2 separate regions of the Homo sapiens genome follow, and region 2 is linked to region 1. The links are chromatin loops, found by intact Hi-C in ENCODE. Cell type or tissue: ovary. All regions are shown on one strand. Links, peaks and the distances in the headings refer to the core of each region. The heading gives the core; the rest is flanking DNA.

Region 1 (12,158 bases), core at 2,040-10,039:
GAAAACCACCTAAGCCACAAATAATTTTAAGTCATTATTGTTAGTAAGAGAATTACATATATTGCTACGTTCGTTCCAACTCATGGTATGTTCCTGTTGTTTAGTAATTGGGAAACCTGAGACATGATGTGAAGTAATTCACCTGCAATTTGGGGGTGCCTGCACAGCAGGAATGTTCTGGCACCATGACTGCTCCTAGGAACACAGAATAATAGTCATTAAAATGCTGTAAATAGCAGTGTGTCCTGAATTCACCCACACCCTCTGAAGAAATTATTAGAACCTGTCTCCTGCCTCCTTCCATGAGAGTCCGTGGGTCCCCTAGCGGCGTGCAGCCTGCTGGGATGGAAAGGGCCCGTGCTGCAACTCTGCATAAAGAATTTCCAGCTGTTGACCCTTCCCAACTGCTTCCCTCTCTGAGCCTGATCCTCATCTATAAAAATCATAATAGTGCCTGCTTTTTAATCTGGTAAATACTAGGTATATTGTAATAAGCCTGAACGTTCTTGGAAATCATAAAATGCTTGAAAATAGTTTCGCCTCCTTTTTAAGATTTTGCATGTGTTCATAATCAGTGCCTGTTTCTGGAACGTAATTCATTAGGATAACAGCTGGATCTTGACGTTTCATCTGAGTTTCGTTTTGTTTGAGACAGGGTCTTGCTCTGTTGCCCAGGCTGGAGTGCAATGGCGTGATCATAGCTCACTGCATCCTCAACTTCCTGGGCCCAAGTGATCCTTCCACCCCAGCCTCCTGAGTAGCTGGGACTACAGGCGCGTGTCACCACACCTGGCTAATTTTTTTTTTTTTTTAAATAGAGACTAGGTCTCCCTGTGTTGCCCATGCTGGTCTCAAACTCCAGACCAGCCGTAGCTCAAGTGATCCTTCCGCCCTGGCCCCCCACAGTGCTGGGATTACAGGTGTAAGCCGCTGTGCCTGGCCTCATCCGAGTTTTTTGGAAGTGTTTCCTTGCTGCCTAAATTATATGGTGGGGCCTCCAGGGAACAAAGCGAGTCCCCCTGCTTGGGCCCTGGTGGTCACTGGCATTCCTGCCCACACAGCAGTGGGGGACATCCCAGGCTAGGGCTAATGGCTGTCCACAGGGTAGGGCCTTGCTTCTCCGTCACTTTGCTCCACTAGACAGTAGAGTTTGGTTGGGGTCTGTAGCATGCCAGGCACCTTTGACGCTTCACAAATGTGTTACCAGATTTTTAAAAAGGTATTTCTGCTATAACTGAGGATGTGGACTGTTGCAACAGGAAAAGTTGAAAGCCTTACTAAAGAGATCAGGCTTTGAGGTATAGCTCAGGTAATGCTACCTGCAAGTAAAGGGTAACTTTTTAGCAGACTATAGCAAAGGCGGGGAGAGACTGGGGAGACCTACGGGGGAAGATGGGGGCACCTACAGTTGCAAGGTGGGCACCAGTTGTCAGGAGTTGACAGGAGGGCATAGCCAGGAACAGCTGGTGTCTCCTTACTGGGACATGCTGTGACCTGTAGAATCGTGTCTGACCATTTCTGGAGGATGCAGTACTGAATTCAAGTAACAAGGTGTCCTGTGAACCCCCCACAGTCAGATGGGTGAGGGATGGGGAGGGTCACGCAGGGTGTGGGCGGCGTGCCTGGCATGGGTCCTGCCAAGTTCGTCAGGTAACGTGATACTTCTCCCTTGCTTTTTGGTAGATGGACAGTGTGTCACCCTCGGGGAGCAGGTGGGCTGGCAGGACAGGCGGCCCCAGGCCGGGAGAAGGAGACACTCCCAGGTACTCTCGTCTACCCCTGCTGGTGACCTGCCTGCCCGGCCCCGTTCTGTTCCAGATGATGGCTCACCTGTGACCCTGCCTGCCCTGCCCAGCTTCGCCCCCATGTCTGCCTGTCCCCAACCTCAGTGCTGTCGGCTGACCTACCTCAGCCCACGCCCTGCCCTCTTTTTTCCCACCCCACGGGGCCGATCCTGACTTCTGGTTGCTCCCTTTGCTTGACCGTTCTCTTGAGGTTCTTAACCCTGAACTGCACCCGACTCCCATTGACCTCACTCACTGTGGGCCGCCACGAGGGCCCCTCAGAGACGATGCTAACGGCCTCTCAGATGCTGACCTGCTTCATGTCTATTTCCTTTTACAGGGTAATTTGTAGTGGAATGAGAAAAAAAAGTTGTATTTCTTAAACAACATGATCTGGAGTATGTGGTGACTGTCAACTTTTCATCTATGCAGAATGTTAATGACTCACCAGTCACAGGGCAGTTCTCCTCAGGTTAGAAACACAGTGGAGCTAATGACACATTTCAGAATTAGAAATGGTTTTAGCAATAATTCTAAATGAGGCTGGAAGAATTGAATTGCTGTCCAGATCCAACAGACTTATTCAGCCAACAGTAACCAAATACATGCTCTGTGCCCTGCTCTGTCCTGGGCTTAGAACACAGTGAGTGCACATCAATGGCTGTGTCCCCAGAGCTGGCCGTCCTGTGTGTACTTCATACCTGAGAAAATGAGATGGCATGCTCAGCAGATCAAGGAAGGGGGCATGAAGCAGAGGTCAGGAGTGAATGTGTGTGCACACGTGCGTGTGCATGTGTGTGTCTGCACATGCAAATGTGCATGCATGTTTGTGCATACATAGTGTGTGCACGTGTGTGTGTGATTGCATGTATGTGTGTGATTGTGCACGTAGTGTACCCGCATGTGTGCGAGGGTGAGTGTGTGCATGTGAGTTCATGTGTGCATGAGTGGGTGCATGTGTACATGTGCTTGTGTGCCTATGAGTGCACGAGTGTGTGCATGTGTTTGTGATCGTGTCTTTTCATGTGTGTATGTGTACACATGTGTGCATACATACATGCAGTTGGGGGTTGCCAGTGTTCAATAGGGCCGTCAAGGTTGGCCTTATTAAGAAGGTGATGTTAAAGGAAAGATGAGGGTGTGAGCCATGGATGAGGAGCAATCCGGGCAGAGGAGTCCCCAGCACGAAGGCTTTAAGGTGGAGGACAACCCGGGGCCAGTGTGGCCGGAGCAGAGCGAGCAAGGGAGAGCATCAGGGGCTGAGTTCCAGGAGGTGAGGAGCAGGTCATTTGTGGTCCTGTGGCGTCCTAAGAGCTTTTGCTGTGAGTGGGAGCCAGTGCTTCTTGTCTTAAGCAGAGGTGGGACATGCCAGTGCTTCTTGTCTTAAGCAGGGGAGGGACCTGGGCCGAGTTAGGTTCTCGCCAAATCGCTCTGGTGTCTGGGTAGAGAATAGTCTCTCGGCCGGGCGCAGTGGCTCACGCCTGTAATCCCACCACTTTGGGAGGCCGAGACGGGCGGATCACGAGGTCAGGAGATGGAGACCATCCTGGCTGACACGGTGAAACCCCGTCTCTACTAAAAATACAAAAAAAATAGCCAGGTGTGGTGGCGTGCGCCTGTAATCCCAGCTACGCGGGAGGCTGAGGCAGGAGAATGGCGTGAACCCGGGAGGCGGAGCTTGCAGTGAGCCGAGATCTCGCCACTGCACTCCAGCTTGGGCGACTGAGTGAGACTCCGTCTCAAAAAAAAAGAAAAAGAATAGTCTCTCAGGGGATCCAGTGGGGAAGCAGAGACTGGTGAGGAGGCTTCACCTGGACCCAGGTGAGAGGTGGTCCCGAGGACGTCATGAGAGGGTCAGATTCAGGATCCGTTTTGAAGGTAGGACCTTCAAACAGAGTGGAGGAAGTACTTGTGGGACAGGGGAGGTGAGGTGACTGCGGGGCTCTAGGCCCGATTAGCAGGAAGGACGAAGTTGTGTCCAGCACTTGCATCGAGGGCAGCCAAGGTGGGACGCCGTGCCATTCAGGCAGAGCAGTGAGCACACAGTTGGATAGAGAGACCCAGGAGAGGTGGACTTGTGCCTGTGGACTTGTGCCTGATTGGTCCCTCCATGATGTTTTATGCCGGAAATGGCATGGGTCATCCGGGGGCGTCTGTGGAGAGAAGAGGAGCAAGGACCCAGGCCTGGGGCGCCCCTGCCTTGGCAGGCTGGGATGCAGTGGAGGAACAAGCAGAGTCTGAGCCTAAGTGGCCAGCGAGGGACCCAGGAGACGCAAAAGCTGAGGGCAGTGCCTCATCAGGAGAGGAGAGATAGTCTCAATCCTGTGGACAGGTGGGGTAAGGGGAGAGCCAGGAATGAGCCACCAGAGCTCACACAGGTCCTTGGGGGTCTTGAGCAGTTTTAGACTTGGCGGGCAACAAAAGCAAAAGTGGGGTGCTCTGGAGAGGGAGAAGGACAGCAGAGGGGCTGGGGCAGCAAGGTGGAGTTTTGAAGAGTTTTACTACAAAGGAAAAGAGAGTAGTAGGGGGAAGGAAGCCAGTTTTGAGAGTGGAAGAAACAGTAGGTTGTTTCTGTGTAGGTCACAGCAACCAGCAGAGCTCTCACAAGGGCAGGAGAACCACTGGGGCAGCCTTGGGATGCCCAGGATGGGGGTGGGCTCAGTAGAGGGGCTGGCTGGCCCACCGAGGCCAGCATCTTGCAGTGGCGAAGGTGCAGAGATGGTGGGGTCCATCCCAGGAAGCCCCTCACAACAAGGCTGTGTTGGTCGTCAGCCCAGCGTGGGAAGGGGGAGTTTTGAAGACAGGAATCGGTATGAGATATGCATATTTATATGTTTTTGATGTACGATAAAAGGCAGTTTCATATGGGTCAGTGTAAGGTTTGTGCGGTAGAATTTGGAAGGCTGGGAGCATGGCCAGCCCAGGGAGTGAGTGTGGTCACTGGTGTGTGTGGCCTGCCTGTGGTCTGGTCTGGTGTACACTGAGTCGTTTGTGTTCTCCAGTTGTGTGCAGCTCCAGAGTCTAGGCACGGAATTGACAGAGAGTGAGACTTTAATAGGGTGTGGCTTTTGTCAAGCAAGGACAAGGAACCAAGCGGGTAGCCAGACACAAAGGCAGAGAGGAGACGATGGTCTCGCGGCGTGATCTGGGCTAGGGAAGGAGAGAAGCTCGCGAGGGAGGTGTGCAACAGCCGGAAGGCAGGTGGCCGCCAACAACTTTCTTTTTCCAGTTGGTGGCAGTCATAAGTTAATTTCTGTCGAAGTAGAATACAACTAAGAAAAAATTTTAAAATACAACTACCTCTTCAGCTTAGAGAATAGTACTACTTGGTTTCCCTGGTAACTGCCAACCGCTTGACTGACTGCACAGCAAGTGTTAGGTCGTGGCACAGGGTAATTACAGACAACAGAGAAATTGCAGGGTAAGGCTTAAATAATCCTAAAGCAACTATGTAGTTAGGTCCTGCTCCTGAAAGCAAGGATGCAGTTCATTTCCAGCCCTGAGCTGCACTCAGGAGCTGGGCCTCATGCCCAGTCCCCATCCTTAGGGCAGTGCCCGCCCTCAGGCTGACAGCCTTTCCTTTCCTTGCTCCAGTCGCTTGGGTGTGAGTCCTGCTTCTCCCATTTTCTCTGTGCTGGGACCTCAAGGCAAGCCGACTGCAAGCCCACCTGGCCCAGGCCACTGCAGGGCCACCCTTCGCAGGGCCAGGCTGTGAAGCAGTTGGAGGCGAGGCCCGGGGCTCCAGGCTACTGTGTTGAGATTAATCTTACCAACTAGAACTTTAAAAATTGTGTTTCCAGCCTTTATTTGAAAGTGGGAGAAACAGTAGCTTGTCTCTGTGCAGGTGGCAGCAACCCGCAGAGCTGCGGCAAGGGCAAGAGAACCGCTGGGGCAGCCTTGGGATGCCAGGAGGGGCGGGCTCAGTGGAGGGTCTGGCTGGCCCACCGAGGCCAGCGTCTGGCAGTGATGAAGGTGCAGAGAAGGTGGGGGCCCTCCCAGGAAGCCCCTCTGGGATAAGAGGTTAGCTTATCTATTGTCTGTGGAAAGAAAACTTAAATAGAGTTTTCTTTTTTAAAAAAGACAGCACAAGTCAGTCTTCTGGTGATTGTAACAGGATGGTCACCTGAGAACAGTCATCTACTGACACCCTGAACCAGAATCTCCAGAAAAGACAGAAATTTTGAAACAGCAGCAACAACAGAAATTCATGATGTGCTAGGAGACAGGGATGACTGCAGTCAGAGGACCAGATGTCTTGATTGATTATTAAGAGAGAGAAACAGGCGATGTTTGTGGAATCACATCACCACAGAAGACATGCAGACAGGCCTAATGCAGAGAAGAGTGGAAGTTAGGACGCTCAGCGCAGATTAATGGACTCAGGGAGTTGGAGAGGGCTGGCTGGCAGCACTTACTCAGAGGAGCAGAGCCAGGTATCCCCCTCAAACCCCCCGGCTTTGGGCCCAGGCAGTCAGAAGTTGTGTCGGGGCCAGCCACCAACTCCAGTGAGGGACAGGGAGCCACTTCCAGGAGATGAAACATTGTCACATGCAGTCCAAAGACACCCCTCCTTCTCCCTGCTGCAACACCCGAGGCTGACCAAAGTAGACAGGAACAGTATCCAGGATGAGCAAACCAAGCCTCTCTAAAGCAAAACTGCCAACAAGCTGGGAACCACAGCACGCTGGAGGGAAACCAGCAGCAGGAGAAAGCAGCAGCAAGCACAGCAGAAAGAAGACGTGGGGCCGCCTTCCGGACGGAGACTCGGTCAGACACACGGCTCCTTCAAAGGGAGTGCCAAAGGCCTTGAAGAGTAGACGGTCAAAGTGGCACAGCCAGGAAAGCAGGACTCACAGAATGGGCAGCATGAAGAGTTGCATAGCCACGGACTATTGAGAACGCAGACCCAGAACTGTTACCGCACTCAGACGTCAAAAACCGAGAGCTATTCCCGAGCACAGACCGAGGACCAGCGAGTCCAGGACTCGCTGATGCAGAGCTCCAGGACTGACAGGCGGGGAGAGCGAGAGGAAAAGCTGAGGCCAAGCGCGATGCTGAGAAGCTCCATATTCTGTTTAACAGGAGTCTGAGGACCAGGAAAGAGAGAATATTGAGGGGAAGATAATGGAGACATCCTAGAAGATCGTCTCCCCGAGCACAGAGCGCATCACAGGACTGACCAGTATTGAGTGGGCGCGGGGAAAACATGGCTGCCAGGACCTGTGAGGACCGAGTTTCAGATACTGTGGACAGCGGAGACTCCACAGGGGCTCTGCAGGAGGAGACGGGAGGCGATAGCCCCTGCAAAGCTCTGGCTGGTGATTGGCATCAGACTTCTCAATGAGAAACTGTACTCTAGATTTAATTAGAACAGTATCTTCAAAATACTCGGGAAAAATGATTTCAAACCTGGAATTGTAGACACAGACAGACTAGAATTCAAATTGAAGGGCAAAGGAAAAGTGTCTTCAGATAGTGAAGGACTCAGAGGTTACCAGCCTCATCCCTAATACCCTGACAAAACTAAAAAAAAGACAACTATCTATGAAAGAAAACAAGTTTTGATTCCACAAATAATGGAGAGGAAAGCATCCAGTGTAACATGTACTAGTCTAAATCACTGTTGGTGTATATTGGTATGCAAATTAAAATACTATTTGAAATAAAAATCTCAAGCATATGTATCTGTATAATGATGAGAAGGAGAAAAATGAAAGCTTACTAAACTTCAGGGTTTTTTTCAGGGGAAATTTATAGATGCTACTCACGCCCGTAGTATAGAAATGAAGGCTTAAATGGATTAATGATTTACAAGGAACCATTGTAAATGATTTACAAGGAACCCTGGCTCTACAGAAAATTTACAAATTAGCTGGATGTAGTGGTGCGTGCATGTAGTCCCAGCTACTCCAGAGGCTGAGGTGGGATTATCGCTTGAGCCGAGGAGTTTGGGGCTATAGCAAGCCAAGACCGTGCCTCTGCACTCCAGCCCAGGTGACAGAATGAGACCCCACCTCTAAAATTAAGTAAATAGGAGCTCCCTGAGGAATAGGGACAGATGCATGACTTCACATCTTGAACAGGAAAATTTTCAGAACGAAGAAAACCTCATCAATTCACCAAAAGGTGGAGTAGAATGGAAAACATTTGAAATCATAGAAAATATATAAGGCAAGACATTAATTCAAATATGAGGTTAGATTTCTCTATTAAAAGGCAGACCTCAGATTGTCTTAAAAATGACCCAGAGGCCGGGTGCAATGGCTCACGCCTGTAATCCCAGCACTTTGGGAGGCCGAGGTGGGCGGATCACAAGGTTAGGAGTTCGAGACCAGCCTGGCTAACACAGTGAAACCCCATCTCTACTAAAAATACACAGAATGAGCCGGGCGTGGTGGCAGGTGCCTGTAGTCCCAGCTACTTGGGAGGCTGAGGCAGGAGAATGGCGTGAACCCGGGAGGCGGAGCTTGCAGTGAGCCGAGATTGCGCCACTGCACTCCAGCCCGGGCGACAGAGCCAGACTCTGTCTCAAAAAAAAAAAAAAGGACCTAGAAACAGAGAATTTGTTAATGGGAAGGGCACTGAGCAATGCCAGCCACTAGAAAGCAGACCAGCAACGACATTTTCGTGAAAAAGATGAAAGGCATTAAATGGGACAAAGATACTTCACGTTTATAATCCTCTAAGAAGATACGATCATTGTGAACTTTTATGTACATAATTACATAGCTGTGAAATTTATGTAGAAAGAAATTCTAAGAATAAGAGATGGATTAATTCAGTACCATAATGGGAAATTTCAATTGACAAATCAAAGGGACCAGAATGTCCGTATGTTTACGAGGAATTTGAATAGCATTCATAACCCACTCTCTTTTTGGAAGGGGACACAGAGGACACTTGTCTTCTTCTTTTTCTTTTTTTTTTTTTCCCCTTTCCTTTCTTTTCTTTACCTTCTCTCTCTCTCTCCAGGACCATTCACAAATATCTCTGCCATGTATTTGATTTTATAGAAAATCTTAATTTTCAAAAGCAGAAATCATAAAGTGCAGTAAAAGTGGAAAAAAACACAAAATGATAGCCAAAAGTAACCCAGGCGTCATTATATACTTGGGAATTTTGGAATGCCTTTAAATAAAGCATACTGATTAAAAAGTAATGAAAGTGAGAGAATGTTGCACGTCAAACATGAGGGATGCCACAAAAGCAATTCTCAGAAGAAAATGTCAGAAAACCAGAAACATTTACAATGAATGAACTGGCCATATGACTCTAAAGGTTAGAGAAAGACTTAAAACCAATTCAAGATAAAGTAGGAAAAATGAATGAAGATAAAATAGAGGTTAATACAGTAGAGCATGGAAACTTATTGCTTGGTGCAATAAATTCTGAAAAAGAATCAATAAAATACTTAAACTGTTAGCCACTTCGATCAAGAAAGAGAAGGTGTGAAACCTTAAAACTTGGGAAACAGGAAAATAGATACCACTGCAGGTAGGAAGCTGTTAACACTCTAAGAGACTGCTGTTTACAGCCTCTGTGCAAAGAAATTTGGAAATCTAAGTGAACAGTTTTCTACAAAGATGTAAATCAACGAAACTGCCTCAATGTATGTAATGAGTCTGAAAAGACCCGTAATTGTGAGAGTGATTGAAAACGCCAGTCAGAGGGCTGCACTCTCACACCACCTGACGATCCCCTCTGCAGGTGGGTTTCAGCATGTCCCAAAGGGAGGGTCATGTGTGAGGTCTATAAACCATGCTGGTGTACAGAAACAACAAAACTTCTCCAAGTCATCTGATGAGCTCAGCAATATTGTCATGTAGAAATTGTGCAAGAATTGTTAAAAAAAAATCTATAGGTAACTGTACCCTCAGAAAACAGATGTGCAATCATAAGTAAAGTGTTAGAAAATTAAATCCAACCTGCACTTAGTTTTAACTGTTTTTATTTTCATTTAGGAAGAGCTTTTTACAATTTGGTTTGGAGGTTTTGCTGTGTCTCCTGCCTCAGTTTCCTCTTTGGGATGCTGTTCACATGTGTTTGCACTTCCTTGTCTGTCTTCTGTATGTATCACTTCTCTTGAATTCTTTTCATTGCTTTTTTAAAAATTTTTTAAAGTTTCCATTTTTTGTCTGTTGTGTTTATTTGGTCTTTTTGTGTCTTCTAATTTCATCTTTATTTTTGAAATATTTTTCTTTCTATTCCCACATATTTTCTAGTTCTGTGACCTCAGTTGTTTAGTTTTTCTAATTCTGATTTGTATTTTTTCACCTTTTGCACCATTAATGCCTTTTAGGCAATTAACAAATACTTGATTATGGTTTTTGTCTTTTTTGTTAGCATGTTTTTATGGTGTGTTTATTGTCAGTAAAGATGTTATTTAGTTTCTTATTTTCTTTTGTCTTTTAAAAAACTTTGTATGGGGTTTGAATTGTGTGAAATTTGTTTCCCAAACCTCTTAGAATGGAAGCATGATTTATAATAGCATTTCTAATTACATAGCTCTTGAAGGCCCTCTTGTGTTATTTTTATATAAAGTTTAAATACGAGGGCTTAATCAATGAATTTGTAATGTGTCTGGGGACAGGCCATGGAGAATCAGCCGAGAATTAGGTGGTAATACTGGCTCAGTGCTCATGTTCTGATTTTGATCATTGCACTGTGGTTATCTGGATGTTGTTTTGGGGAAACACATGGTACAGTATTTGGGGTGAAAGAGCGTGGTGTATGGGCCTACAGAGATAGTAAATATGTGGATGGACAGATGTATGGATCCGTAGAGAAAGTGAATGTGAATGCTAGATGGATGGATGCATGAATCCATAAAGAAAGTGAATGTGTGCATGGATGGATGAATGCATGGATGGACGAATGCATGGATCCACAGAGAGTGAATGCGTGGATGGACGAGTGCATAGGTCCATAGAGAGAGTGAATGCATGGATGGACAAGTGCATGGATCCACAGAGAGTGAATGCATGGATAGTTGAGTGCGTGGATCTGTAGAGAGAGTGAATGCGTGGATGGACGAGTGCATGGATCCACAGAGAGTGAATGCATGGATAGACGAGTGCATGGATCCATAGAGAGAGTGTAATGCATGGATAGATGAGTACATGGATCCGTAGAGACTGAATGCATGGATGGACAGATGCATGGATCCATAGAGAGAGTGATTGTGTGCATGGATGGATGAATGCATGGATGGATGAATGCATGAATCCACAGAGAGTGAATGCATGGATGGATAAGTGCATGGATCCATAGGGAGAGTGAATGCATAGATGGACGAGTGCATGGATCCACAGAGAGTGAATGCATGGATGGACGAGTGCGTGGATCCATAGAGAGAGTGAATGGATGTGCATGTGGATGAATGCATGGATCCTTAGAGAGAGTGAATACGTGGATGGACAGATGCATGTATCCATAGAGAGTGAATGCATGGATGGACGAATGCATGGATCCATAGAGAGAGTGAATGCATGGATGGATGAGTGCATGGATCCATAGAGAGAGTGAATGGATGCCTACATGGATGAATGCATGGATCCATAGAGAGAGTGAATGGATGTGTACATGGATGAACGCATGGATCTGTAGAGAGAGTGAATGGATGCGTACATGGATGAATGCATGGATCCGTAGAGAGAGTGAATGGATGTGCATGTGGATGAATGCATGGATCCTTAGAGAGAGTGAATACGTGGATGGACAGATGCATGTATCCATAGAGAGTGAATGCATGGATGGACGAATGCATGGATCCATAGAGAGAGTGAATGCATGGATGGATGAATGCATGGATCCATAGAGAGAGTGAATGGATGTGTACATGGATGAATGCATGGATCCATAGAGAGAGTGAATGGATGCGTACATGGATGAATGCATGGATCCATAGAGTGAATGTATGCGTACATGGATGAATGCATGGATCCATAGAGAGAGTGAATGGATGTGTACATGGATGAATGCATGGATCCGTAGAGAGAGTGAATGGATGGGTACATGGATGAATGCATGGATCCATAGAGAGAGTGAATGGATGCATACATGGATGAATGCATGGATCTGTAGAGAGAGTGAATGCATGGATGGATGAATGCATGGATCCATAGAGAGAGTGAATGGATGCGTACATGGATGAATGCATGGATCCATAGAGAGAGTGAATGGATGTGTACATGGATGAATGCATGGATCCATAGAGAGAGCGAATGGATGTGTACATGGATGAATGCATGGATCCATAGAGAGAGTGAATGGATGTGTACATGGATGAATGCATGGATCTGTAGAGAGAGTGAATGGATGTGTACATGGATGAATGCATGGATCCATAGAGAGAGTGAATGGATGTGTACATGG
Region 2 (12,158 bases), core at 1,345-9,344, 140 kb before region 1:
TCAACATTATCCTTAATCTTAGCACAAAAGGATATTCAGTGTTTTTTCCTACTTGTATTTATGTATGATATGCATATCCTAAAGTTGGGATTCATTCCAAAGTATGTTTTTTGAACCAATATTTTTCCTTTTACTAGATCATGAGCATTTCCTTGTCTCATAATGTGTTCTTCTAAAATATGATTTCAAATGGCTGCATACTATTCCAAAGAGTGTCCCAGTTTATTGAACCATTTCCCTATAGCTAGACATTTATGTTGCTTTAAAATACTCATCATGATAAATAATGCTTTGAAAAATATCCTATACAAAAATCATTGTGCGTATCACTGATTGCTTCTAAATTTCTAAAGGTAGAACTATTAGCTCAAAGGTTGTAAATGTTTTTAAGTCCTTTTCTACCTAACCATCTATTTTCCAACATTTCTAAAAAATAATGTAAGACTTAGACATCTGTTTCTGTAACTCACCAGGTTGGGATAGGACAGAACTATTGATTTTTGAGCATCTAGGTTCCTGTTTTCTTAACCCTGTTTGCAGAGTGGTTTTAAATTATTCATTAAAGTGCAATATGGATTCTATTTATAGACGCATTTGTGTATGAGATCGCTCCTTTAATGTTTGGGGAAAAGCCTACAAATTGCTATTATCACATTCCTATCTTTGTAAATCCTTTTCTACTCCTATTCACCCTTTCTTTGTTCTCAGTCAACCCAGTAGAGACACTGAGACAAATAAAGCCTTGTATCCTTATATTATTCAGACAGAATGGCTGTTCTGAGCCAGCCCTTGTTCTTTTCTTCTTGCCATTTATTAATTAGTTGATCTCAAAAAGATGAGAGATCAGAATATTAATGATTAATTCAAAAATATTTTTCCTGGTCCCTAAAGTAATGGATGTTTGTGTAGAAAATTTCTAAAGGAAAGATTAGCATAAAAAGCAGAATAAAATCTTGATAATTCTACTACCCACAGATGACTACTATTTAAACATAACTTGATCATGCCAGCTTATTCTTAAAATATGTGACTGGATTCTGATGGCTTTTTTTTTTTTTTTTGAGACGGAGTCTTGCTCTGTTGCCCAGGTTGGAGTGCAGTGGCATGATCTTGGCTCACTGCAACCTCCTCTTTCCGGGTTCAAGCAGTTCTTCATGCCTCAGGCTCCAGAGTAGCTGGGATTACAGGCACGTTCCACCACGCCTGGCTAATTTTTGTATTTTTTAGTAGAGACGGGGTTTCACCATGTTGGCCAGGCTGGTCTCAAACTCCTGACCTCAGGTGATCTGCCCGCCTCGGCCTCCCACAGTGCTGGGATTATAGGTGTGAGCCACCACGCCCGCCCTGATGACTAATATTTTGTTTGGAGTTTTTGCATTTGTGCCTGTGAGTGAAATTGGCTTGTAATTTTCCTTTCTTATAGCTGTTCTCTTTTCTAATCTGAGATGAATGCTTAATTTATTAATTTGCAGCTTTTCCTTTTTTTCTAATATGTGTGTTTAAAGTGATATATTTTCTTGTAAACAATGCCTCAACTACATCATACAAAGTTTGATCTAAGGCATTTTCATTATTGTTTGTTATGCTTTCTAATTTCCATTATGGTTTTTTCTTGGATTCCTAGGTAATTTAGAAGAACGTTTAAACATTTCTAAACATATGCATATTTTCTTGTTTTATTATTCTTCAGCAAAATTATATTGCCCAAAGATCCTGCTTTCTATGATTTTAATCCTTTGAAATATGCTGATTTGCCTTGTAGCCCAGAATATGGTATGTAAGTTTTCTCAGATATTCCTATGTGCCTGGAAATAATTGGGTTCAATGTACTATACTAAATATTCTGTTTAGCTGAGTTGGTAAGCATGTTACATCTGCTTTCTTACTAGTTTTTTTTGGTTGTTATATTCATTACTGAGATAATTACACAATTTCATGATGATTATGGATTTGTCTTATTTTTTCTAGCAGTTCTGCCAGTTTTTATGTATAAATTTTTGAGACTGTGTTGTCAGGGCCACACAGATTTAAAACTATTAGGTCTTCCTGATGAATGGAGACTTTAATTATTATGACTGGTTCTCTTTATATCTAGTAATTAATATTTGACTTTATGATATGGTATGTCTGATGTTAATATTAACATAGCCATGCTAGATGTTTTAGGCTCATATTTACATACTATCTTTGTTTTTTATCTTATTCTCAACCTTACTATAGTTTTATGCTTTAGGTATGTCTCTTGCAAAGAGTATAGTTAGATATTTTTTTCATTCAATCTGACAGTCTTTGTCTTTTAATTGGAACAGTTCATTTACATTAAATGTAATTACTGATCTATTTGGGTTTAAATTTACGATTCTATTATGTATTTGTCTTGTCCTACATTTTCTGTGTTTATTTTTCTCTCTTTTCTTGCATTATTTTAATCTGATAATGTGATTTTTTGAAAAAATCATTCCATTTTTCCACCTTCTCCAGTAGTTTGGAGATTGTCCTATTTTTTGTTCTTTTAGTGGTTATTGTGTAAATTGTTACTAACTTATCCAGATAATGTAGTTATACCTTTATCTTTCTCCTAGACAGATCATAGTTTCTTAGAAGACTTGAACTCTATGACCCCCCTCCAGATTCATATGTGCTTATTATTATGCACTTTAATTCTATATATTCTTTTTAAATTCAGTGAAATAAATTAATATTAACGGTATTATATTAACAATATTGGTATTAATAGTATTATTACTGGTAACATTAACAGTATTGTATTAACAGTAATATTAACAGTTAGTGTTCATTTAGATTTATTCAGATACTTGTCTTTTCTTTGCTCTTCATTGCTCCCTGGCATTTCTAACTTATTCTGGGATGATTTCATTTCTGCCCAAAGGGCCCTCTTTAGAAATTCCTTTATTGCAGGTCAGCTGATGTAGACATTGCATTTTTTTTTTTTTTTTTTTTTGAGATGGAGTCTTGCTCTGTTGCCAGGCTGGAGTGCAGTGACGTGATCTCAGCTCACTGCAGCCTCCACCTCCCAGGTTCAAGTGATTCTCCTGCCTCAGCCTTCCCAGTAGCTGGGACTACAGGTGCACGCCACCACGCCCAGCTAATTTTTGTATTTTTAGTAGAGACAGGATTTCACGATGTTGGCTAGGATGGTCTCAATCTCTTGACCTCGTGATCTGCCCACCTTGGCCTCCCAAAGTGCTGGGATTATAGGCGTGAGCCACCGCGCCTGGCCAACATTACATATTTTTTAATCTAAAAATATTTTTATTTCATCTTTTAACAAATTCTTTCAATTTACTTAAACGTTTTGTGGGATATAATTCACACACTATAAAATTCACCCTTTTAAAGTTTACAATTGAGTGTTTTTTGGTGTATTTTCAAGGTCATGCAACTGTCATTACTACATAATTCCAGAACATTTTCTTCACTTTAAAAAGAAACCTCATACACAGTAACTACCTGTTTCTTCCTCCCCAAAGGCCCTGGCAACTGTGAATTTAGTTTTCATCTCTAAGAATTTGCCCATTATGGAAATTTCATATGAGTGGAATTATATAGTATGTGGCCTTTTGTGTCTGGCTTCTTTCACTTTGCATAACATTTTCAAGCTTTATCCATGTTGTAGTATGTATCAGTATTTCATTCCTTTTTGTGGCTAATATTCAGTTGTATCGATATATGGCATTTTGTTTATCCATTCATCAGTAGATAGACATTTCGGTTGTTTTTTGGCTGTTATGAACAACATGCTATGAACAGTAGTACGAGTTTTCATATGAATATATGTTTTCACTTGTCTTGGTTTACACTAGAAGTAGAATTGCTGAGTCATACAGTAACTCTGTTTAACTTTTTGAATAACTGCCAAATTGTTTCCCGAAGATGCTGCAACATCTTCGGGAAACAATTTGGCAATGTAAAATTCCAAACAATTTGGAATGTAAAATGCTGCACCATTTTATATTCCCATCAGTAATTTATGAGGGTTCCAATTTCTGCACATTCTATTCTCTCAAACACTTGTTATTTTCCAGTTTTTTGATTATAGCCATGTAGTGGGTGGGAAGTAGTAGATATTGTGGTATAAATTAGCATTTCTGTAGTGACTGATGGTATTCAGCCCTTTTTATGTACTGCTTATTGGCCCTTTTTGTTTTTTCTTTGGAGAAATGGCTATTTAAATCCTTTGCCCAAGACTTCATGACTAAAACACCAAAAGCAATGGCAACAGAAGCCAAAATTAACAAATGGGATCTAATTAAACTAAAGAGCTTCTGCACAGCAAAAGAAACTATCATCAGAGTGAACAGGCAACCTACAGAATGGGAGAACGTCTTTACAATCTATCCATCTGACAACGGTCTAATATCCAGAGCCTACAAAGTACTTAAACAAATTTTCAAGAAAAAAAAACCCATCAAAAAGTGGGCAAGGCATATGAACAGAAGAAGACATTTATGCAGCCAACAGACACATGAAAAAATGCTCATCATAACTGGTCATTAGAGAAATGCAAATGAAAACCACAATGAGATACCGTCTCACACCAGTTTGAATGGCAATCCTTAAAAAGTCAGGAAACAACAGATGCTGGAGAGGATGTGGAGAAATAGGAAAGCTTTTACACTTTTGGTGGGAGTATAAATTAGTTCAACCATTGTGGAAGACAGTGTGGCGATTTCTCAAGGATCTAGAACCAGAAATACCATTTGACCCAGCAATCCCATTACTGGGTATATACCCAAAGGATTATAAATCATTCTACTGTAAATACACATGCATGCATATGTTTATTGCAGCATTGTTCACGATAGCAAAGACTTGGAACCCACCCAAATGCCCATCAGTGATAGACTGGATAAAGAAAATGTGGCACATATACACCATGGAATACTATGCAGCCATAAAAAAGGATGAGTTCATATCCTTTGCAGGGACATGGATGAAGCTGGAAACCATCATTCTCAGCAAACTAACACAAGAACAGAAAACCAAACACCGCATGTTCTCACTCATAAGTGGGAGTTGAACAATGAGAACACATGGACACAGGGAGGGGAACATCATACACCAGGGCCTGTCGGTGGTGGGGGCCTAGGGGAGGGATAGCATTAGGAGAACTACCTAATGTAGATGACGGGTTGATGGGTGCAGCAAACCACCGTGGCATGTGTATACCTGTGTAACAAACCTGCACGTTCTGCACATGTATTCCAGAACTTAAAGTATAATAAATTAAAAAAAATAGCTGAAAACAAAAACAAAAATAAATAAATCCTTTGCCCATTTAAAAACTGGATTGTCTTTTTATCGCTGAGTTGTAAGTGTTCTTTATGTATTCTGTATGTTAGTCCCTTATCAGGTATATGATTTGCAAATATTTTCCCTCCAACTGTGAGTAGTCTTTTCATTTTCTTTTCTTTCTTTCTTGAGACAGAGTTTTGCTCTGTCGCCTAGGCTAGAGTGCAGTGGCGCAACCTCGGCTCACTGCAAGCTCTGCCTCCCAGGTTCATGCCATTCTCCTGCCTCAGCCTCCCGAGTAGCTGGGACTACAGGTGCCCGCCACTGCGCCTGGCTAATTTTTTGTATTTTTAGTAGAGACAGGGTTTCACCGTGTTAGCCAGGATGGTCTCGCTCTCCTGACCTCGTGATCCACCTGCCTCGGCCTCCCAAAGTGCTGGGATTACAGGTGTGAACTACCGTGCCCAGCCTCATTTTCTTGATAGTATCCTTTGATGCACAAATGATTTTTATTTTGGTAATACTGCATTTATCTATTTTTTTCTTTTGTTGCTTGTGCTTTGTCATATTTAAGACATTGCTTAATCCTAGGTCACAAAGATTTACACCTCCGTTTTATTCTAAGGGTTTTATAGTTTTAGCTCTGAAATTTAGGTCTTTGGTGCGTTTTGAGTTAATTTTTGTCTATGGTATGAAGGAGGAGTTTAACTTCATTCTTCTGCCTGTGGCTGTCTAGTCCTAGTACCATTTGTTCAAAAGACTACCTATTGAATGGCCTTAGCACTTCTGTCAAAACTCAGTTGACCATAAAATATGGGTTTATTTCTGAACTCTCAACTCTATTCCATGGACCTATATGTCTCTCTCTATGCCAGCAGCACACAGTCTTGATTATTGTAGCTTTGTAGTAAGTTTTAAGATTGGAAAGTGTGAGTCCTTCAACTTTGGTCTTTTTATTTATTTTGGTTATTCCTGGTCCCTTGCATTTTCATATGATTTTTAGGTTTGGTTTGTCACTTTCTGGAAAAAAAAAAAGGCAGGTAGAATTTTGATGGGGATTAATTGAATCTGTAGATAATTCGGGGAGTATTGTCAGGTTAACAATATTAAGTTTTCCAATCCATGAGCATAGGATTTAGTAGCTATAATAGTTTTTTAGTGGATTCCTGAGGATTTTTTATATGCAAGATTATATTATCTGCAGATATAGATACTTTTAATTCTTTGCTTCTAATCTGCATGCCTTTTTAAAATTTTTCTCATGTAATTGCCCTGGTTATAAGCTTTAACACAATGTTTAATTGTTGTGGCAAGGGTGGACATCATTGTTTGTTCCTTATCTTAGGGGGAAAGCTTTTAGCCTCTCACCAGTAAGTATAGGTAGCTGTGAATTTTTATAGATGCCCTTAATTAGGTTGAGGAATTTCCCTTCTATCCCTATTTTGTTGAGTGTTATTATCATGAAAGCGTGTTGAATGTTGTCAGATGCTTTTCCTGCATCTATACTGTTATTTTTGTCCTTTATTATATTAATGTCATGTATTACATTGATTCAGTTTTGTATGTTGAGCCAACTTTGAATTCCCTAGATAAATCCCACTTGTCATGGCATATAATCCTTTTTATATATTGGTGGATTCGGTTTTGCAAGTGTTTTGTTGAGGATTTTTTGAGATGGAGTCTCACTTTGTCACCCAGGCTGGAGTGCAGAGGTGCGATCTCAGCTCACTGCAGCCTCTGCCTCCTGGAGTCAAGCGACTCTCCTGCCTCAGCCTCCTGAGTAGCTGGGATGACAGGTGCGTGCCACCATGCATGGCTAATTTTTGAATTTTTAGTTGAGACAGGGTCTTACCATGTTGGCCAGGCTGGTCTTGAACTCCTGACCTCAAGTGCTCTGCCTGCCCTGGCATCCCAAAATGCTGGGATTACAGACATGAGCCGCCACACCCAGCCTTGTTAAGGATTTTTAAGTTTGTATTCTTAAGACATGTTAATCTATAGTTTTCTTGTGATCTCTTTGTCTGGTTTTGGTATTAGGGTAATACTGGCCTTATAGAATGAGTTGGCAAGTGTCCGTTTCTCCTTGTGAAGGATTGGTGTTCATTCTTTAAATGTTTGATAGAATTTAATAGTGAAGCCATCTGTTTCTAATTTTTCCTTGTGGGAAATTTTTAAAATACTGAATATCTTTACTTGTTTTAGGTTTTTTTCAGATGTACTGTTTTTTAAGTTTTGATAGTTTCTGTCTTTCTAGGAATTTGTGAATTTCACCTAGGTTATCTAATTTATTGGCCATCAGTTGTTCATAATATTTCTTTATAGTCCTTTTATTTCTGTAAGGTTGGTAGTTTTCTTTCTGATTTTAGTAAATTGAGTCTTCCCTCTTTTTTTCTTGGTCATTCTAGATAAAAGTTTGTCAGTTTCATTGGTCTTTTTTTAAAAAAAAAACTTTGGTTTCATTGTTGTTTTTCTATTTTCTGTTTCATTTTTGCTCGAATATTTGTTTTTTTCTTTCTTCCACTTGCAAAGGTTTAGTTGGCTCTTTTTCTGATTTCTTAAGGTAGAACGTTAGGTTATTGATTTGAGATATTTCTCTTTTAACATAGGTGTTTACAGCTATAATTTTGTAAGAACTGCTTTTACTGCCTTTCATAAGTTTTGATATGTTGTGCTTTCTTTTACTTTCCTTTTTTTTTTTTTTTTTTTTTTTGAGACAGGGCCTTGGTCTGACACCCAGGCTAAAGTGCATTGGTGCCATCACAACTCACTGCAGCCTCAACTTTGAGTCTCCTGAGCTCAAACGATCTTCCCACCTCATCCTCCTGAGTAGGTGGGACTATAGGTGCATTCCCCTACACCTGGCTAATTTTTTAATTTTTTGTGAGACACAGTGTCTTGTCATGTTGCTCAGACTGGTCTCGAACTCCTGGGCTCAAGCAGTCCTCCCGCTATGGCCTCCCAAAGTGCTGGGATTACAGGCGTTAGCCACTGTGCCTGGCCTCATTTTTAATGATCTCAAAGTATTTTCTAATTTCCCTTGTGGTTTCTCCCTTGACTCTGGTTATTTAGCAGTGTATTGTTAAATTTCCACAAACTTTTGAATTTCTTAAATTTTTATCTGTTACTGATTTCTATTTTTTTCCCTTGTGGTTGGGGAACATATTTTATATTACTTCAATCCTTTAAAATTTTGGGACTTATTTTCTTGGCTAACACCTGGTCTGTTCTAGAGAATGTTCCATGTGTATTTGAGAATAATGTGTTTTCTGCTTTTTGAATGGAGAATTCTATAAATGTCTGCTAGGTCTAATTAGTTTATTAGTATTGTTTAAATCTTTTGTTTTCTTTCTGATTTTCTGTCTTGCATTCCATCCTGTATTGAAAACGGACTTTTGAAGTTTCCAACTGTTACTGTTGAACTGTCTGATTCTCCCTTTTTTCTCTTAATTTTTTGTTTCATGCATTCTGGGGCTTTATTTTATATGTATACACACACACATATATATATGTATATATATGTATATAATTGTTAGAGCTTCTTGATGAATTGACCTTTTTATAGTTATAAAATATTCTTTGTCTGTAATAACAATTTTTGTATTAAAGACCGTTTTTTTCTGATGTTAATATAGCCATTCAAGCTCTCCTTTGGTTACTGTTTGCATTGTATATATTTTTCCATGCTTTTAACTTATTTGTTCGTTGTATTTAAGTGTCTTTCTTGTATACTACATATAACTGAATCATTAAAAAATCCATTTAGACAATTTCTGTGCTTATATTGGAATGTTTAATCCATTTACATTTAATGCAATTTTGACAAGGTGAAATTTATGCCAGCCATTTTGCTTCTTGTTTTCTCTATGCAATGTCTTTTTGAATTTTCTATTACTCCATTACTGACTTTGTGTTAAATAGATATTTTCATTTATTTTACTATTTTTTATTTTCTTAGGGGTTACTTGGGGTCTTACTACTGGCAATTTGTAACAGTTTAGTTTGGATTAGTACCAGTCTAATTTCACTAGTATACAGAAACTTTGCTTCTGTATATCTCCATTCCCTCCTTCTTCCTTTGTGCTGTTATTGTCATACAAAGTACATCTTGCTGGGCATGGTGGCTCACACCTGTAAGCCCAACACTTTGGGAGGCCGACGCGGACAGATCACTTGAGGTCAGGAGTTCGAGACCAGCCTGGCCAACATGGTGAAACCCCGTCTTTACTAAAAAATAACAAAAATTAGCCGGGAGTGGTGGTGCATGCCTGTAATTGCAGCTACTAGGGAGGCTGAGACAGGAGAATTGCTTGAACCCAGGAGGCAGAGGTTGCAGTGAGCTGAGATTGCACCATTGCACTACAGCCTAGGAGACAAAGGAAAACTCCATCTCAAAAAAAATATATATATATATCTTGTACATTCTGTTCACTTCAACACAGATTTGTAATTACTGGCTTTTACAGTTATCTGTACTTGTTACAGTTTTGTTTTTAATAATTTTTATTTTTCAATTTAAAAATAGATTTAGAGGGAACAAGTACAGTTTTATTACATGCATATATTGCATGCTGGTGAAGTCTAGGCTTTTAGTATAAGCATCACCTGAATAGTGTACATTTTAACCATTAGGTAATTTCTCATTCCCCACCCCCTCTCACCCTCCCACCTTTCCAAATATCTGGTGTCTATTATTACATTCTGTGTGTCCATGTGTATATATTACTTAGCTCCCATATTCTCTCGTAAGTGAGAATATATGGTATTTGACTTTCTGAATTATTTCACTTAAGATAATGGCCTCCATTTCTATCCATGTTGCTGCAAAGGACATGATTTCATTTTTTTATGTGGCTTAGTAGTATTTTTTGGTATATGTATACTACATTTTCTTTATCCAGTCAGCTGTTGATGGATACTTAGGTTGGTTCCATATCTTTCTATCATGAATAGTGCTGTAATAACATACGAGTACAAGCATCTTTTTGATACAGTGATTTCTTTTCCTTTGGGTAGATAGCCAGTAGTGGGATTGCCAGATCAAATGGTAGTTCTATTTCTATTTTTAGTTCTTTGAGAAATCTCCACACTGTTTTCCATAGAGATTGTACTAATTTACATTTGTGTTCCTTTTCTCTGCATACTTGCCAACATCTGTCATTTTTTGACTTTTTAATAATAGCCATTCTGAGTGTTGTAAGATGATATCTCATTGTTGTTTTAATTTGCATTTCTCTGGTGATTAGTGATGTTGAGCACTTTTTCAAATGTTTTTTGGCCATTTGTATATCTTTTGAAAAATGCCTGTTCATGTTTGCTTACTTTTAATGGGGTTATTTTTTTTTCTTGTCGAGTTGTTTGAGTTTCTTGTAGATCCTGGATATTAGTCTTTTGTTGGATGTATAGTTTGCAGATATTTCTCCCATTCTGCAGGTTGTCTCTTCACTCTGTTGATGATTATTTTTGCTGTGTAGACACTTTTAAGTTATTATTAAGTCCCATTTGTCTATTTTTGTTATTGTTGATCTCGGTTCACTGCAGCCTCTGCCTCCCAGGCTCAAGTGATCCTCCTGTCTCAGCCTCTCAAGTAGTTGGGACTACAGGTATGTGCCAATATACCTAAGTTTTTTTTTTTTTTTTTTTTTTTTTTTTTTGTAGAGATGGGGTTTCACCATATTGCTTAGGCTGGTCCTGAGCTCCTGGGCTCAAGCAATCTGCCTGCCTTCAGCCTTCCAGAGTGTTGGGATTACAGGTGTGAGCCACTGTGCCTGGCCTGCATTTGCTTTTGAGGTCTTAGTCATGAATTATTTGCCTAGGCCAATGTCCAGAAGAGTTTTTCTGTGGGCGGCAAGCCACCCAGGTGCTGAGGCAAGAGACTGAGGGCACGAGCTGTTCCAGTATAATAAAATATATAAAATAACAAGAGTTATACTAGATATAGATCATAGATATGATTATATGTAAGTATCACTAATCATTAGTTTGTAGTAATTACTCTTTATTCAAATAATATAATAATCCCCGCTCTACAATCATAACCTAGAAAAAACCGGGCCATACAGAAATAGGAGCTGAAGGGACATGATGAGAAGTGACCAGAAGACAAGAGTGTGAGCCCTCTGTCACACCTGGACAGGGCCATTAGAGGGCTCCTTGGTCTAGCGGTAATGCCAGTGTCTGTTGCCAAGTGGACTGTGGTTTAGTGGTAGCGTCAGTGCCAAGGAAAAGCACCCGCTACTTAGCAGACTGGGAAAGGGAGTCTCCCTTTCCCTGGGGGAGTTTAGAAAAGACTCTACTACACCACCTCTTGTGGAGGGCCTGACATCAGTCAGGCCTGCCCACAGTTATCTGGAGGCTTAACCGTCTCCCTGTGATACTGTGCTTCAGCTGTCACACTCCTGGTCCGCTTTCATGTTCCATCCTGTACACCTGGCTCTGCCTTCTGACAACAGTAGCAAAATTAGTGAAAGTACTAAAAGTCTCTGATATGCAGAAATAATGGCGTAAGCTGTCTCCTCTCTCTCTCTCTCTCTCTCCACCTTGGCTGCCAAACAGGGAAGGGCCCCCTGTCCAGTGAACACGTGACCCACGTGACCTTACCTATCATTGCAGATGGCTCACACTCCTTACCCTGCCCCCTTGTCTTGTATCCAATAAATAACAGCGCAGCCTGGCATTCGGGGCCACTACTGGTGTCCGCGTCTTGGTGGTAGTGGTCGCCCGGGCCCAGCTGTTTTTTCTTTTATCTCTTTGTCTTGTGTCTTTATTTCTGCCATCTCTCATCTCTGTGCATAGGGAGGAAAACCCACCGACCCTGTGGGGCTGGTCCCTACATCTTTCCTAGGTTTTCTGGAATTTTTATAGTTTTAGGTCTTACATTTAAGTTTTTAATCCATCTTGAGTTAATT

The links. Hi-C counts contacts between places; a loop is a spot of excess contacts. Peaks named below come from ENCODE experiments on the same cell type or tissue, not always from the same donor. Only the 100,000 strongest peaks of a DNase experiment are listed, where the experiment ranks them.
Region 2: a loop joins it to region 1, with 4 times the contacts of the local background. A loop is called at or near these places in 2 of 110 quality-filtered maps.

What each region holds. Positions count from the first base shown.
Region 1 is chr21:45,786,615-45,798,772 of GRCh38, forward strand. All of the region lies in intron 4 of PCBP3 (poly(rC) binding protein 3), which reads left to right. Among named protein-coding and RNA genes, the nearest start is that of PCBP3-AS1, 44 kb to the right of the region's middle. In ovary, for the core only: no CTCF peak of the experiment used is centred there; no DNase peak of the experiment used is centred there.
Region 2 is chr21:45,651,398-45,663,555 of GRCh38, forward strand. The region is part of intron 1 of PCBP3 (poly(rC) binding protein 3); the gene reads left to right. Among named protein-coding and RNA genes, the nearest start is that of PCBP3, 14 kb to the left of the region's middle. In ovary, for the core only: no CTCF peak of the experiment used is centred there; no DNase peak of the experiment used is centred there.